Linked DNA regions of Homo sapiens: regions 1, 3, 4 and 5 are each linked to region 2. The links are chromatin contacts, found by Hi-C or POLR2A ChIA-PET in ENCODE. All regions are on one chromosome and are shown on one strand. Each heading gives the region's core, a stretch centred on a gene start or an enhancer-like site at or near the end of the contact. The rest is flanking DNA. Distances are from core to core; before and after follow the strand shown. Region 1 holds the start of CCNB2 (cyclin B2). Region 2 overlaps LOC124903499 (a long non-coding RNA gene). Region 3 overlaps MYO1E (myosin IE). Region 4 has its middle 18 kb from the start of SLTM. Region 5 overlaps SLTM (SAFB like transcription modulator).

Evidence for each region. A loop is a pair of places that touch in the nucleus more often than their neighbours do. ChIA-PET counts read pairs that join two places held with the same protein, here RNA polymerase II (POLR2A). Pooled maps may share reads with other maps.
Region 1: a loop to region 2 is called in a map of mammary epithelial cell, with 4 times the contacts of the local background. The contact joins the promoter of CCNB2 here to the enhancer-like site in region 2. A Hi-C loop is called at or near these places in 3 of 168 maps with a recorded cell type or tissue (Calu3, MCF 10A and mammary epithelial cell), 2 of 37 single-sample maps with no recorded cell type and 6 of 50 pooled maps.
Region 3: a loop to region 2 is called in a map of K562, with 2.7 times the contacts of the local background. The contact joins two enhancer-like sites. A Hi-C loop is called at or near these places in 1 of 168 maps with a recorded cell type or tissue (K562). POLR2A ChIA-PET finds 5 or more read pairs at or near these places in 1 of 52 experiments (HCT116).
Region 4: a loop to region 2 is called in a map of heart left ventricle, with 4 times the contacts of the local background. The contact joins two enhancer-like sites. A Hi-C loop is called at or near these places in 11 of 168 maps with a recorded cell type or tissue (A673, CD4-positive, alpha-beta T cell, CD4-positive, alpha-beta memory T cell and 7 more), 17 of 37 single-sample maps with no recorded cell type and 19 of 50 pooled maps.
Region 5: a loop to region 2 is called in a map of endothelial cell of umbilical vein, with 6 times the contacts of the local background. The contact joins two enhancer-like sites. A Hi-C loop is called at or near these places in 8 of 168 maps with a recorded cell type or tissue (A673, CD4-positive, alpha-beta memory T cell, GM12878 and 5 more), 14 of 37 single-sample maps with no recorded cell type and 13 of 50 pooled maps. POLR2A ChIA-PET finds 5 or more read pairs at or near these places in 2 of 52 experiments (AG04450 and Panc1).

Annotation. Positions count from the first base shown.
Region 1 is chr15:59,103,770-59,106,469 of GRCh38, reverse strand. CCNB2 (cyclin B2) reads right to left here and starts at 1,324. Exons shown (of 9, transcript NM_004701.4): 1 at 1,178-1,324. The coding sequence starts at 1,201. RefSeq lists an enhancer at 1,512-1,801.
Region 2 is chr15:58,228,294-58,230,993 of GRCh38, reverse strand. All of the region lies in intron 1 of LOC124903499 (a long non-coding RNA gene), which reads right to left. Among named protein-coding and RNA genes, the nearest start is that of AQP9, 91 kb to the right of the region's middle. Within about 2 kb of position 1,338, at least 3 of the 41 ENCODE cell types and tissues checked have a DNase peak (open chromatin) inside an H3K27ac peak, as active enhancers do; they include mammary epithelial cell, where a contact is called at or near this core.
Region 3 is chr15:59,149,101-59,151,800 of GRCh38, reverse strand. All of the region lies in intron 26 of MYO1E (myosin IE), which reads left to right. Among named protein-coding and RNA genes, the nearest start is that of MIR2116, 21 kb to the left of the region's middle. Within about 2 kb of position 1,445, at least 3 of the 41 ENCODE cell types and tissues checked have a DNase peak (open chromatin) inside an H3K27ac peak, as active enhancers do.
Region 4 is chr15:58,950,559-58,953,258 of GRCh38, reverse strand. No RefSeq gene overlaps it. Among named protein-coding and RNA genes, the nearest start is that of SLTM, 18 kb to the right of the region's middle. Within about 2 kb of position 1,423, at least 2 of the 41 ENCODE cell types and tissues checked have a DNase peak (open chromatin) inside an H3K27ac peak, as active enhancers do.
Region 5 is chr15:58,878,633-58,881,332 of GRCh38, reverse strand. It overlaps SLTM (SAFB like transcription modulator), which reads left to right. Exons shown (of 21, transcript NM_024755.4): 21 at 1,226-2,283. The coding sequence ends at 1,334. Among named protein-coding and RNA genes, the nearest start is that of SLTM, 54 kb to the left of the region's middle. RefSeq lists an enhancer at 715-804. Within about 2 kb of position 1,317, at least 2 of the 41 ENCODE cell types and tissues checked have a DNase peak (open chromatin) inside an H3K27ac peak, as active enhancers do.

The sequences.
Region 1 (2,700 bases), core at 75-2,574, 880 kb before region 2:
CCGACTCTAATAAAACTCCCAACAAGGGGTTTGAGTGGATCTACCAGGCAGAGAGAGGGGCCAGGGAAACTCAAGCCTTCCCTGAACAGAAAGGTTTTGACTATTAAATAACGTTATAGAATACATTATTATAAAAAATTACTTGTCAGTTGGACTTAGATCCACAAAAGGATATTAATTAAATGCTAAATGTATTCAATCTATTAGGATTCTCAAAAGTCACACTTCAATTTCTTCCAGCAGCAACTGCCAATCTGAAAAAGTGTTTGAAAATGTAATGCTTATGGGTAGAAGCCTGGTAATGTGACTCAATTTAAATTCATCTGGATAGGAAAATTGGCAGCTTTTATCTAACCTTATAGCCAAGATGATGGAACTCAGGTGTGTCAGGGCCCTCTAGCTTTCGGCAAAGGAAAAAAGTAGGTCCCGGTACAATTCAAGCCCACAGGAAAAATACCCAAAACACCATAACACTTTGATCTCTGCAAGGATGAAATAAATGAATTTGGACCCTTTTCTCTCAGTCTGCCACATTGGTCCAAATTATATTCAAAAACCTCTGTTACATTTGAGTAAAGAAATTAATTTTTTAAGGGGACAAACCCATTTATTAGTGAACGTAGCATGGAAGACTTAGCGTGCCGAAATAAATGGGAAACTCATACAAAAAGAAATGTGAACAATCTGAAAAACAGCCTGGCAGTTGCCTGATGAAACACGCCGTACACTTTACTGCCTACAGAACCCTTCCAGTCCTCCTCCCAGCCGCCATCACAGGTCCCTTAGTTGGCAAGGAGTTGTAAGAAAGGGGGAGGGAAATCCCAGGAACGTGGAAGTAGATAACTCTCTAGCAATGAAGAGCACTCGGGGATCGCTCGCTGAGTACTAGGCCTAGTGCTCTGGGGGCTCACTTGACAGGCGCCATCTCGGAAGCGCTTTCCTACACTTCTCCCACCCCGGGGCAGGGAGGGGTTAGGGGAGGGCGGAATCCAGACGGGGAAAGGCGGGCCGGAGAGGACCGGCCGCAGGGCCAGGGACGCGGGCGAAGCAGTGAGCTCCGGAGAAGAGAAAAGCAGCCCCGGTTGGGACGGAGAAGCTCGGAGCAGATGAGAGAAGCGACAGGGGAGCTGTGGGGCCGACGGACTCGCCTCTGAGAGCGGTCCCCGGGCACACTCACCGTCGGGCGTCGGAGCAGCGCCATGAGGGACGGGGAAGGCAAGAGTGCCAGCCCGGCCCAGGGAGGGACGCGGACTGAAAAGGGAGGACACTAGCGTACGAGGCGCCGTTAGGACTGCTCTCCGAGCCCGCAGCGCTGGGGATCTTCGACGCTGTAGCCTTGTTCCAGGATTCAAATACCGCGTCGCTTGCGCCCCATTGGGCGGCCCTGCGCACGGGTCGCTGTTCTCATTGGCCAACACAAGATGCACTCTCGCACTCTCATTGGCTGAATTTTCTTAGACACGTTTGATTGTCACAACAGCCGGTTGGGGTGTTTTTTCTGCCTACAGTCTTTTAAAAAAAAAAAAACCCCAGTCTCTGAGACAAACAAAAAGGAACTGTCTCATTGGGAAAGCAGACGTAGGACGCCTCTGAATTTTGACAAGGCCTCATCTACGAATTTCTCTCGACGTTTGTAGTGGGTGGGCGGAAGTTGGTTGGCCTTTATTCCTCTTCTGGTGTGTTGGGGTTTAAGTTGTGTTGGCCTGGGTGCAGGAACCGGCCCCTCCGGGTTGCTCAGGGATGCAGTGTGTTAGGTGGTTGAGATGCAAAAGTGTGCTTAAAAAAAGAGAGAATAATGGCGTTTACTCAAAAACCCAAATTCTCAAGTAAGGCAAAAAAAAAAAAAAAAAGATAAAAGAGATTTGTGTGACTGGTGATTCATGTAAGTTCTCCATTGTATTCCCAACACCTAGTACATCGTTTGTCGTATATGGTTGGTGCTCAATAAATGTTCGTCTAATAATCAGCCCAAGCAAAGAATTCATGTCTAAGACCCCAAAAGCAAATGCAACAAAAACAAAAATACATAAATGGGACCTAATTAAACTAAAAAGCTTCTGCACATCAAAAGAAATAATAGACAACCACAGATTAAGAGAAAATATTTGCAAACTATGCATCGGAAAAAGGCCTAGTGTCCAGAATCTAGAAGGAACTCAAATCAGCAAGAAAGAAAATAATGCCATCAAAAAATGGGCAAAGGACATGAATAGATATTTCTCAAAAGATATTCAAATGGCCAACAAATACATGAAAAAATGCTCAACATCACTGATCATCGAAGAAATGCAAGTTAATACCACAAGGAGATACCACCTTACTCCTGCAAGAATGGCCATCATTAAAAAGTCAGAAAAAAAGGCCGGGCGCAGTGGCTCACACCTGTAATCCCAGCACTTTGGGAGGCCTGTTGGGCAGATCATTTGAGCCCAGGTGTTCAAGACCAGCCTGGGCAACATGGCAAAACCCCGTCTCTACAAAAATACAAATATTAGCCGGGTGTAGTGGTGAGCACCTGTAGTCCCAGGTACTGGGAGGGGGGCGGGGGGCGGGGGGCGGGGGGCCGTGTGTTGGGGCAGGAGGATCCCTTGATCCCATGAGTCTGAGGCTGCAGTGAGCCATGATTGTGCCACAGTACTCCAGCCTGGGCAACACATTGAAACCCTGTCTAAAAAAGAAAAAAAACCTCAAAAAACAATA
Region 2 (2,700 bases), core at 89-2,588:
AGTGTGTATTCAGGGCAGAGGAAGTTGCCTGTGTTCCATCCCATCGCTCCTACTCTTTCAGCTCATCCGATTTGCTTCTGTGCTCTGCTATAGCTGGAGTTCCAGCTCCTTCTCTGCAGCCATTCCCTTTCTCTGGGGAGGAACCTTCCTCTCCCCTGCCTGGGGCTGGGCTGGAGCCTTCAGTGTGTGTTCAGGGCAGAGGAAGTTGCCCGTGTTCAATCCCATCGCTCCTAATGTTTTCAGCCCACCTGACTTGCTTCTGTGCTCTGCTATACCTGGAGTTCCCAAGACTGAAGCCTCTCTACCTTCCAGTTTCTGCAGAGAACAACTCTCTAGTCTCCTCACCAAGGGACTCACAGTCGGCCACTGGTGAAGGGAGTGGGGGCTGCTGGTTTCTACTCTTTAGCACAAGGACCTCAAGATAAATGCCACTCTCCTTTCATCTGGGTGCCTGGCCCCTCTGAGCTCAAGTCCCTGCCAGCTCGGTAGGCTCTCCTTGGAGAGTGGTGGTCTCCTTTCCACCTATCTGCTCTCCCACTTCCAGAATTCCATCAGGGTCTGCTTTCTACATCCCCTCCTGTTCTCTTCATCCTTCTGGATTTATAACTCCACCTCTCTACCCTCTCCCAGCCCACCAGCCAGCCCACTTTGACTTCATTTGAGTGGGTCTTTAATCAGACGAATTTTGCCAGGAATGCCCAGTTAAGTTTGAAAGTCCAGCCTTCTACTATTTAAAAAAGAATGTTATATGCCCCAACAAGGCCAATAAAATAATTTTCAATACCTGGCCATTCACTCAAACAGGAACAAGGTGAGCTGAAAAACTTTGAAGCTATTTGGAGGGGTTCTTGGGAGCTTTTGCTACTGAGGCCAGCATTTCTTCTCCATGCCCCTACGCTCTCTGACTGTTTGAGCTTCTCCTCTATTCTTGGGCATTTCTGATGTTGCTCCAAGTGCCTGTTCCTTTGCCTTAATGGCAATGCTTCCCTTCCCCTCTCATTATCTTTTCCTTTTTGATCCCAGGTGTAGGGTTACAGATTTGGCAAATAGGATGCCCAGTTAAATTTGAATTTCAGATAAACAACACATAACATGTTTAGTATAAGTAGGTCCTATGCAATATTTGGGACCCACTTATATTAAAAATATATTTTGTTTGTTGTTTACCTGACATTTAAACTTAACTGGGTGTCCTCTAGTTTATCTGGCAGCTCTATCCAAGTGGGCTTCCTTTTATTCCCTGCAAAACAAGATAGGTCTGAGTCAGGAGAGCCAGTCTGTATCACAAAAGGGCCTTGTCCTCACTGGATTTCTGTTCTTAAAGGGACCCACAGCTATTTACATAACACATGGCAGCCTAACACCCATGCAATTGTAAATTACAGTCTGCTTATTCATTGTCGAGTTAGGAACTCAACCATATTTCTCAGCTGTCTTCAGTTCTCCTGCTTCAGATTCAATAAATAAATGTCTTGTTCTAGCATTGTTTGTGCCATTGTGTCGCCTTGTTCCTTGTCTGTTCCCATTGCAGTCTTCAGCACTCGGAACTCCCGTGCTCCCCCCGCCCCCAACTCCGCCCCCCACCCCCCTCCCTGGTAGGCACCACGTGAGATCTCCCTGCCATCCCAGTGGGACATTGCTCCCATGGTCAGCATCTCCGTTTCATTCTTTGCAGGATTTGGAGGTAATTCTAACTAGATCTCTGTTTTTGAGAATGTTACCACATCCTGTGGCTTTCCTCCTCAATAGGCGTCGGCAGGTACCAGGTGTAGTATACCTGCAGGATTTGTTAGGACTCTGCCCGAGAACATGAACTTGACAAAGAACTCTTGCCCTGAAGAAAAGCTAAATTATGGTTGTACCAATTACATGAAAGAATACAGGAAATGAATATAATGGATATAAAGTGCTCAGGAAAGCAATGCACAAAATAACATTAACATTTTCATCTGGTCCCTGTGGAGTCATTCTTTGTAAGGTCATTCCTTGAAGAGTTTTCTTTTCAAGTTGTAAGCCTGTACGTCTTATTTCACCATGAAGAACTCTGCCTGCTACATTCCTGAGGCAATCCAAGGGGTCAGCTATTAACAGAGCTGGGCTAAATATATCCCTTCCAGGAGCCTCCAGCCTCTGTTCCAGAGTCACATCCTGTGTCAGCTGGAGCAGATTCTCTCCTGCTTCCCTGCCACCAGCAGCCTCATCAGAGGCCTCAAGGTGTCCAAAGAGGTTGGCATGATAAACTGAGGGACTTCCTTGAGGACCTGTCTGTTTACCTGAAACAGCTGGTCTACCTGCTCCCCGCTGCAACTTCACCAGCCTCTATACATTTGTGTATCTACTACACATCATACCTGCCTCCACCTAAAATACAAAGCACAATCTTAACCTCACAGCAAAGACTCACACCGAAGGAGGGTTTTTATACATGAGATTCGAGGGGTTCATCAGATAGGGGAGTATTTGGCTTTTTTCTATTGGGAAGAGATGAAGGTCTTAGAGCAGCAAGTCTGAAATGAAAGCCTATATTTTTCTTTTGGTCTGCTTGGGAGTAGGGGTGCCCCTGGGTGTGGGACTTTCAGTGCTAACACTGGGGCAGTGTTGGGTAAACTGGGACAGTCGGTCTCCCTCCATAGCCTTCACCACCACTATCCTTCCAATTCCCTTCACCGCTATTTCTTATACTGGCTGAGAGAAGGAGAG
Region 3 (2,700 bases), core at 196-2,695, 920 kb before region 2:
GCTGGAATTAAGATGTGAGCCACCGCACCCAGCCTAATTTTTTTACTTTTAGTAGAGACAGGGTTTCGCCATGTTGGCCAGGCTGGTCTCAAACTCCTGACCTCAAGTAATCCACCCGCCTTGGCCTCCCAAAGTGCTGGGATTACAGGCGTGAGCCACTGTGCCTGGCCTCATTCATCTTTATGCCCTATTATTTGATGTTTTTCCTGCCTTGGCAGCTTCCTTCTAAAGACCACAGAGCTCTTAAGAGCTTTACCATGTTCTCTCCTAGCAGCATTCCTTTTGCCCTGGCAAGTCTTATCTCACTTCATTTGGGCTACAAATATGAAAGCACCTTAGTTGGTTTTTTTGGGGGGGGTTTTTTGTTTGTTTGAGATGGAGTCTTGTTCTGTTGCCAGGCTGGAGTGCAGTGGTGCAATCTCAGCTCACTGCAACCTCCATGTCCTGGGTTCAAGTGACTGTCCTGCGTCAACCTCCTGAGTAGCTGGGACTACAGGTGCGTGCCACCACACCCAGCTAATTTTTTTGGTTTTTTTTTGTAGAGATGGGGTTTCACCATGTTGGCCAGGATGGTCTCGATCTCTTGACCTCGTCATCTGCCTGCCTTGTCCTCCCATAGTAGCTGGGATTACAGGCGTGAGCCACCGCGCCCAGCTGAAAGCACCTTAGTTTTATCACACAGACAGCCATCAGTAGAGTGGATGCCGCCCTTATGTAGACCTCTCTCTAAGTGCACGTGCGCGCGCGCGCGTGTGTGTGTGTGTGTGTGTGTGTGTGTGTGTGTGTGTGTCCCTCTCCTCTTCCCTTCCACTACCCCCCAGTCTTGGGTAAGTAGCTATATCCCACCAGCTCTCATGACCGTGGTTCACGTGATTGGCTTGGTCTAAACCAGTAGTTCTCAAACTCTAGTGTGCAGTAGAATCCGCTGGAAAGCTTGCTGGCCCACTTTCCGCGTTTCTGATTCTGTAGGTCTGGGGTAGGGCCTAAGAATTTGCATTTGTACCACGTTCCCAGGTGATGCTCTGATCCAGGGACCACATTTTGAAAACCACTGGTCTGAAGGCACCTGTAGTCTGATTGATAAAGCCAGGGAAGCCTCCATGTGAAGGTGAATTGCAAGGGTGCTGTTAGGTTTATGGGATTTTTGCTCTCTAACCCAGACCTACACCTTTCAGGTGGGTGAGCATCACTAAGTCACAATCCCACCTAGGCCCAGTTTGATGCCTCAAAGTAGGCAGGGTATTAAAAGCAGTCAACAGAATGCACCAAATCTCTTAGCTCTGTGTGCTAGCTGCCTACTTACTTTGGTTTTGGCAAGCAAAACCATCTTTCCAGCCTACTTTGCAAGTTGCAAACTTGCACATCAGCCAGCTGGGAGCATCTGTCAGCCAAAAGTAGGCAATTTAGGAACACTGTGTCTTAACCAAGGCTGCTCCCTTCCAGCCCTCTGCCATGTGGTTCCCTATTTAAGTCTTATGGCACCCTTTGCCACCCTCCAGCCTAAAGACTGGGTACACGTGGTGCTGTCTTGGAGGCAGGCCATGAGGCCGGAAGGAGAGGACACCTTCACACCTGTCTGCTAGGCATTAAGATTTCCTTGTATGTAAAACACAATTAGTAGGCACACTGTGTCTTAGCCAGCCTCCTCTTTGTAACCTTAAATCTGCTGTGCAAACATTCCTTACAAAATAGTACCTTGGGCAAAAGGCTCAGCCTTTTCTTAGTATTTATTTTCTAAAACATGTAAAGGTGAAAATTAAAAGTATCTAATGTGGCCAGAGACTTTGGATGTGGCATTTTATGGATCCCCATGGTTACCTAAATTTAACAGCTTCTCCTATTTGCCAAGAAAACATGAATTGCATTTATTCCACAGGAGGCTGTTGAAGCATGCAGGGAATTTTAGGATCCCAAGTTTGTACTTTTTCCATAAACATGAAAATTCCTATACATCAAAGTTCTAAACAGTCACCTTGACTTTACCAATCTATAAAAGTAGGATTACTATGGTCTTTCTTTCCTGGCTTTCACATTCTGAGTTTATCTTTCCTTCCTCTCTCTCATCCCTCAGTGCACTTTTTCTGTAATTTATTTTGGATCATGTAATATGGATAAAATCAAATGATGTAATTAGCACCTCAAGTTAATTCAGGCAAGTCTTTATCAGTTTATTTTAGGTTCAATCAGTTGTTCTGAAGAGAGCATGAAGATTTCACTAAATTAATTACCATCCCAACTGGATTCTTTACCCTTTCATTGCAGTATTGGTGCACATGGTAGCTATCATTATCATTCTCCAGGAAACACTGAGAGATCTGCGTGGGAATCAGGATCTTGCCATCGATTAGCATAGCTTTTGAGAAGTCTTAATTCAGGTCAAAGATCTTTCCTGTTTCTCAAGGAAAGGGAAGAGGTTAGGCAAGAATCCTATTAACAGTTCATCCAGGCCGGGCGCGGTGGCTCACGCCTGTAATCCCAGCACTTTGGGAGGCCGAGGTGGGTGGATCACGAGGTCAGGAGATCAAGACCATCCTGATTAACACGGTGAAACCCCGTCTCCACTAAAAACACAAACAATTAGCTGGGTATGGTGGTGGGTGCCTGTAGTCCCAGCTAATCAGGAGGCTGAGGCGGGAGAATGGCGTGAACCCAGGAGGCAGAGCTTGCAGTGAGCTGAGATTGGGCCACTGCACTCCAGCC
Region 4 (2,700 bases), core at 174-2,673, 720 kb before region 2:
TTAAGGACATTCTCAGAAGACAAGAACACAGAATCATAAAAAGTCTGTGGTCTGTGTCTTTCTCCAAAGAAGAATTTGAGGGCTTCACTACTTAATGGGGAAAAGTGGACTGGAGGGAAAAGAGGGAAGGTATAGTAATCCACATGTTGCAAGAGAAAAGAAGCAGGTAGGGGAAGGGTCAATTATGTACTGGTCTCATGCTCAGTAAATTGGCACTTCACATAAGATAAGGTGAACATAGAGTAGCTACCAGTGGAGATGCTGAGTCTTTCATCTGTAGCTCTCTGCTTATGAACAAAAGGAAAGGCAGCTTCTTGCATGACTCAGCTTTCAGCTTAATTTGTTCTCCCTTTGGCCTAGTGAATTGGGGTTCTGAGTTTTTATTTCCCTTTCACATTATGCTGTATGTTACTGTATTTTTCAGAGTAATCAACACTATCTGCCACAAATGACAAACCTCCAAATTGTAGTGACTTTATATCACAAAAGTTTATTTCTCAGTCCTGTGACACTTCTCGTGGTTCGGGAAGACTTCCACCATGCTGTAGCTATACCATCCAAATCATGAAGCCTCTAAGGTAACAGGAGTAAAGATAAGACAGGAAGGTTGCCCAAGAAGTTTTTTTGGTTTCATTTTTGTTTTGATTTTGAGACAGGGTCTCACTCTGTCACCCAGACTGGAGTGCAATGGCACAATCACAGCTCACTGCAGTCTCCACCTCCCAGGCTCAAGGAATCCTCTTGCCTTGGCCTCAAGTAGCTGGGACTATAGTGCCTCTATACCAAGCTAATTTTTTATTTTTGTAGAGACAGGGTCTCATTGTTGCCCAGATTGTTCTCAGAGTCCTGGAGTCAAGCAATCCTCTCATCTCAGCTTCCCCAAATGCTGTGATTACAGGTGTGAGCCACTGCACCTAGCCAGCCCAAGAAGTTTTTAAGGGCCAGGGCCTGAAAATGGCTAATATCAGTTCCACCCACAGCTCACCAGCCAAACTTCTAGAAAGGTTGCAACCTAACTGCCTAGGCACCCAGGAAGAGAAAAGTGAACATATAGCATTATCTGTGCCACGAGTGTCCACTTAAAGTTATTAATGGAGAATGCATAACAATTGAGGAACTTCTCCTTAAGGATGTGGCAGCTCTACAAAGTAATTACAAAAATATGAACAGATGGAGGGATCCTCCCAAACTCTAACACAGAACAAATTCATATTGTTTACATGCCTACATAGAGTAGAAATGTTCTTGACCTGCATCCTTTTACTTAATGCATGGTAGTAAGCTACATTCTCACTATTCCCTTTGTAAAATAGGCTAAAGTCATGACATACTGAACACTTTCAACTAGTAGGCTATTTTCCAGCATAATCATGTACTTCTGCTGCCAGAAGTTGGGCTGTATCCTGCTTGCTATTAGTCATATGGATTTGCTCCAAAACCTGTTTTTCCAGTCGTACATGTTATACGTTACTCTAATTATGTAATTTAATTAAATATTCCTGAAGCCCCAGAAATATGAGTTCCAAAATTCAAAGAAAAGGCTTTTCTCCTTTGAAAACCCATGGCTGGGTCTGACGCTCTGAAACTTCAAATAGGCTTGTTGAAGCCATATGAACTGTAATCCAGAGTATTAAATTATGGCACCATAGGGATTTCCTCATATAATAATAGGGTAGACTCTTAAGCAGGGCTGTGGTTGCCTCACTTGCCTCGCTCCAGCTTTAAATGATATAAAAGGCAGCTAGCCTACTGCTCTAGCACTCCTGACCTAGCAGATTTTTCATTTCCAAGGGCATCTCAGACTGTCGGCCTTTGGGTGTACCACCATGAAGAATAAAGGTAGGCTTTGGGGAACCACATTTATTCATATCTTTGGTCGTGTAAATATTTTGTTCACTGCTTTCGTACAGGTTCGGTCGTGAATAAGGAATCACTTACGTGATCATTCTCACCAATCTTTGAACCTAGCCTAGACAAGCCCTTCCGTCCAGACTAGTTCAATCATACATCAAAAGATTGGTGAACATTTTTATGTTTTAAATTAAAATATTTAAAAATAATATACCATTACTAAAATGGCAATAGAGTTGTAGCAGAATTAGACCAAAAAAAAGAAGACAGCTGATTAAAAATCTCAGCTAAAATCTGTTGACTTAGAGTTACCTATTCAATACCAATAATAAGAAAGGACAGTCTTCCCTTCTGGGCATCAGGTAGAATCATCCTGGGAGCACGTAGCCTTCAGGTTCCACATCCCAGTTTGAACCTGTGGCAGTAAGTAACTATTCTATCATATATTCTTCAACCTAGAAATCTCTGCTCCCTTGAGATGACAAATCTCCGCATCCATTGTTGTGTGACTTTATAACCATCAAACGGCTTAGAGTAAGTTTGGAGATAATTAATTAAAAATCTTAAAATTTAAGATTTAGATCTTAAATATTTAATGCTTTGTCTAGAAAATGGCCTTGTATGTTTATTATTTAAAATGTTATGCTTAAGAAAATATATCAGTGGGGCGCAGTGGCTCATTCCTATAATCTCAGCACTTTGGGAAGCCGAGGCAGGCGGATGGCTTGAGCTCAGAAGGTCAAGACCAGCCTGGGCAACATGGTGAAACCCCGTCTCTACAAAAAATACAAAAATTAAACGGGTGTAGTGGCATGTGTCTGTAGTCCCAGCTATCGGTGGGGGGTGGGG
Region 5 (2,700 bases), core at 68-2,567, 650 kb before region 2:
GGCTGGTCTCAAACTCCTGTTCCTCAGGTGATCCTCCAGCTTCAGCCTCCCGAAGTGCTGGTATTATAGGTGTGAACCACCACACCCGGCCTTCACTGTAGATTTTTATCTCCTGGTTTGTTAAAGTTTTTTCTTTTTTGAGATGGAGTCTCGCTGTGACACCCAGGCTGGGGTGCATTGGCATGATCTCAGCTCACTGCAACCTCTGCCTCCCGGGTTCAGGCAATTCTCCTTGATCCGCCCGCCTCGGCCTCCCAAAGTGCTGGGATTACAGGCGTGAGCCACTGCGCCCGGCCTGTTAAAGGTTTTTTGTCGGGGGAGGGGGTCTGCTTTTTTGTGTTACTAACATCTGCTCTGTTGCATTACACATAAAGATTCCAGAAATATTCTTAAATGACTTCTATAATTTAGTTCACAAGCTTTAGCAAACAACAGAATCACCTGGAGGGCTTGTTAAAACACAGGTTGGCCGGGCGTGGTGGCTCCTGCCTGTAATTTCAGTACTTTGGGAGGCCAAGGCTGGCAGATCTTTTGAGCCCAGGAGTTCAAGACCAGCCTGGCCAACATGGCGCAACCCTGTCTCTAAGAAAAATAAAAAAAATTAGCTGAGCATGGCGGCACTTGCCTGTAGTCCTAGCTACTCTGGTGGCTGGCTGAAGTGGGAGAATCACCTGAGCCCAGGAAGTCAAGGCTGCTGCAGTGAGCCATGAATGTGCCACTGCACTCCAGCCTCGGTGAAGTGAGTGAGGCCCTGTCTAAAAATATATATATTTAAAAGAACAAACAAAGAAAAGCACAGGTTGCTGGGAGTCCCACCCTCAGTTTCTTTCTCTGTGGTCTGAGATGGGGGTGAGAATTTGCATTTCTAACAGGCACCCAGCTGGTGCTGCTGCTGCTGGTTTGGGGTCCACACTTAAGAGATCTGCTGCTGTAGTCCACGTGCAGATCCACAACTGGCTTCTGAAGTAATGGGGCTTCAAAGTGAGATTGCCCAAGTTCAAATCTCTGCTTCACCATTTTATTAGCTCTGTGACCTTGGAAGAGTTCCTCAACCTCCAGATCTGTTTCTTCAGTAAAGTGGGGTTAGCAATGGTTCAGACCTCACGGGACTGTTGAAAAGAGTAAATGATTTATTTTGGATAAAGTACCAAGAACAGTGCCTGGTATTTGCAGTGATGATTTGTTCTTTGTTCTCTGATGTTTTTTTCTTTTAAACCTTTTTCAGTAACGCATCCCCAATTAATAGAATTGTACAAATCAGTGGCAATTCCATGCCAAGAGGAAGTGGCTCCGGATTTAAGCCATTTAAGGGTGGACCTCCGCGACGATTCTGAAAATGAGCTCTCTGCCAAGGTTTTAAGATAATTTATTGAAATCTCCTGTAAACTTTACTTGACTACTTATGAAGAGGACCTCTGACTTGCTTGAGAGTTCTGTCAGACTTTTCTTTTTAAAAATTTAACATGATTGCTTTTCTCAATTTTGGAGAAGATGTTTAAATAGTTCTGTTGTAACTTTTAATAGTTTTGTGTATCATTCAACTTTTTTTCTTGCAGCACCGAGGCACATTTGAAAAGATGGAATTGAAGTCGTTTTGTTTAACGCTGTGTGAATATAAAGAGTAGTTTGCAGCTGTGTGGTAGTGGTTTAATTTGCAGCCTTAGCTCTGTGGTGTCTGGCTCTAGAGTTACTTCTTTTTACCAAGCATTTTCAGCCTCCATTTTGAAGGCTGTCTACACTTAAGAAGTCTTAGCTGTCTAATTTTTAGAGAATAAGATTGTTCATTGCATTTCTGAGTATTATGTAACCTATTTTTGCAGAAGGTACTGTTACATTAAGTGCATCTGTGTATCCTGGTTTAAAAAAATGTAATCTTTTTTGAAATAAACCTTCATATTCTGTATAGTTGCTAAAGTGTTGAGAACCTTTTTAATTGTAAAATGAGAACCGATTTTCAGTTTAGTGTAGCAGCACACTTGTTCAGGTTTGCATGGTATGAAACCAAATAGATTCATGAAACCTTGGCCATGAGGTTTGTTTCACAAGGTTCTTAGACCGAGTTGTGCAGGTAAGTGCACTTTTAGGTAATCTGCACTGTTTGTTTGATGGATAAATTCCATCTCTGGGAATTGTGTGGGTATTAATGTTTCCATGTTCCCAACTATGTTGAGAAGTGGAAAAAAACCCAGGTTCTAGATGGGTGAATCAGTTGGGTTTTGTAAATACTTGTATGTGGGGAAGACATTGTTGTCTTTTTGTGAAAATAAAAATCCACACCTGGAAGTGTATGTGTCTTTGTTTTCAGCGTTTTAGGTGTTAGTCGTCCAGTTCTTTCTGTAGTTCAGCCCAAGGTGACTGACTAGATATAGAGCTATAAAGGCATTCTTTTGGTCTTTGTTCTTCAGAAATAAATCTAGCTTAGACTCTTCACCTCAGTAGCTGGGCAGCACATGCTGTTCACATGTTAGAGACTTAACCACTAATCCTATGGCTTTTTTAAAGGCATCTCTTTTAGGAAAGCCCTTCAAGGTAAATGCTGCTCTTTCAAAAAAGCTTCCCACATCCCTTTATATAAATCAGTGAAGAAAAATCCAAATGGTCTAGATTTTGGTAAATTCAGCACTCTCTATGCTCAATACGGTCATGCCCATGAGATGGCTCACACTTCTGAGTGCCGTGGGGCAACCAAGGTTCTGTGGT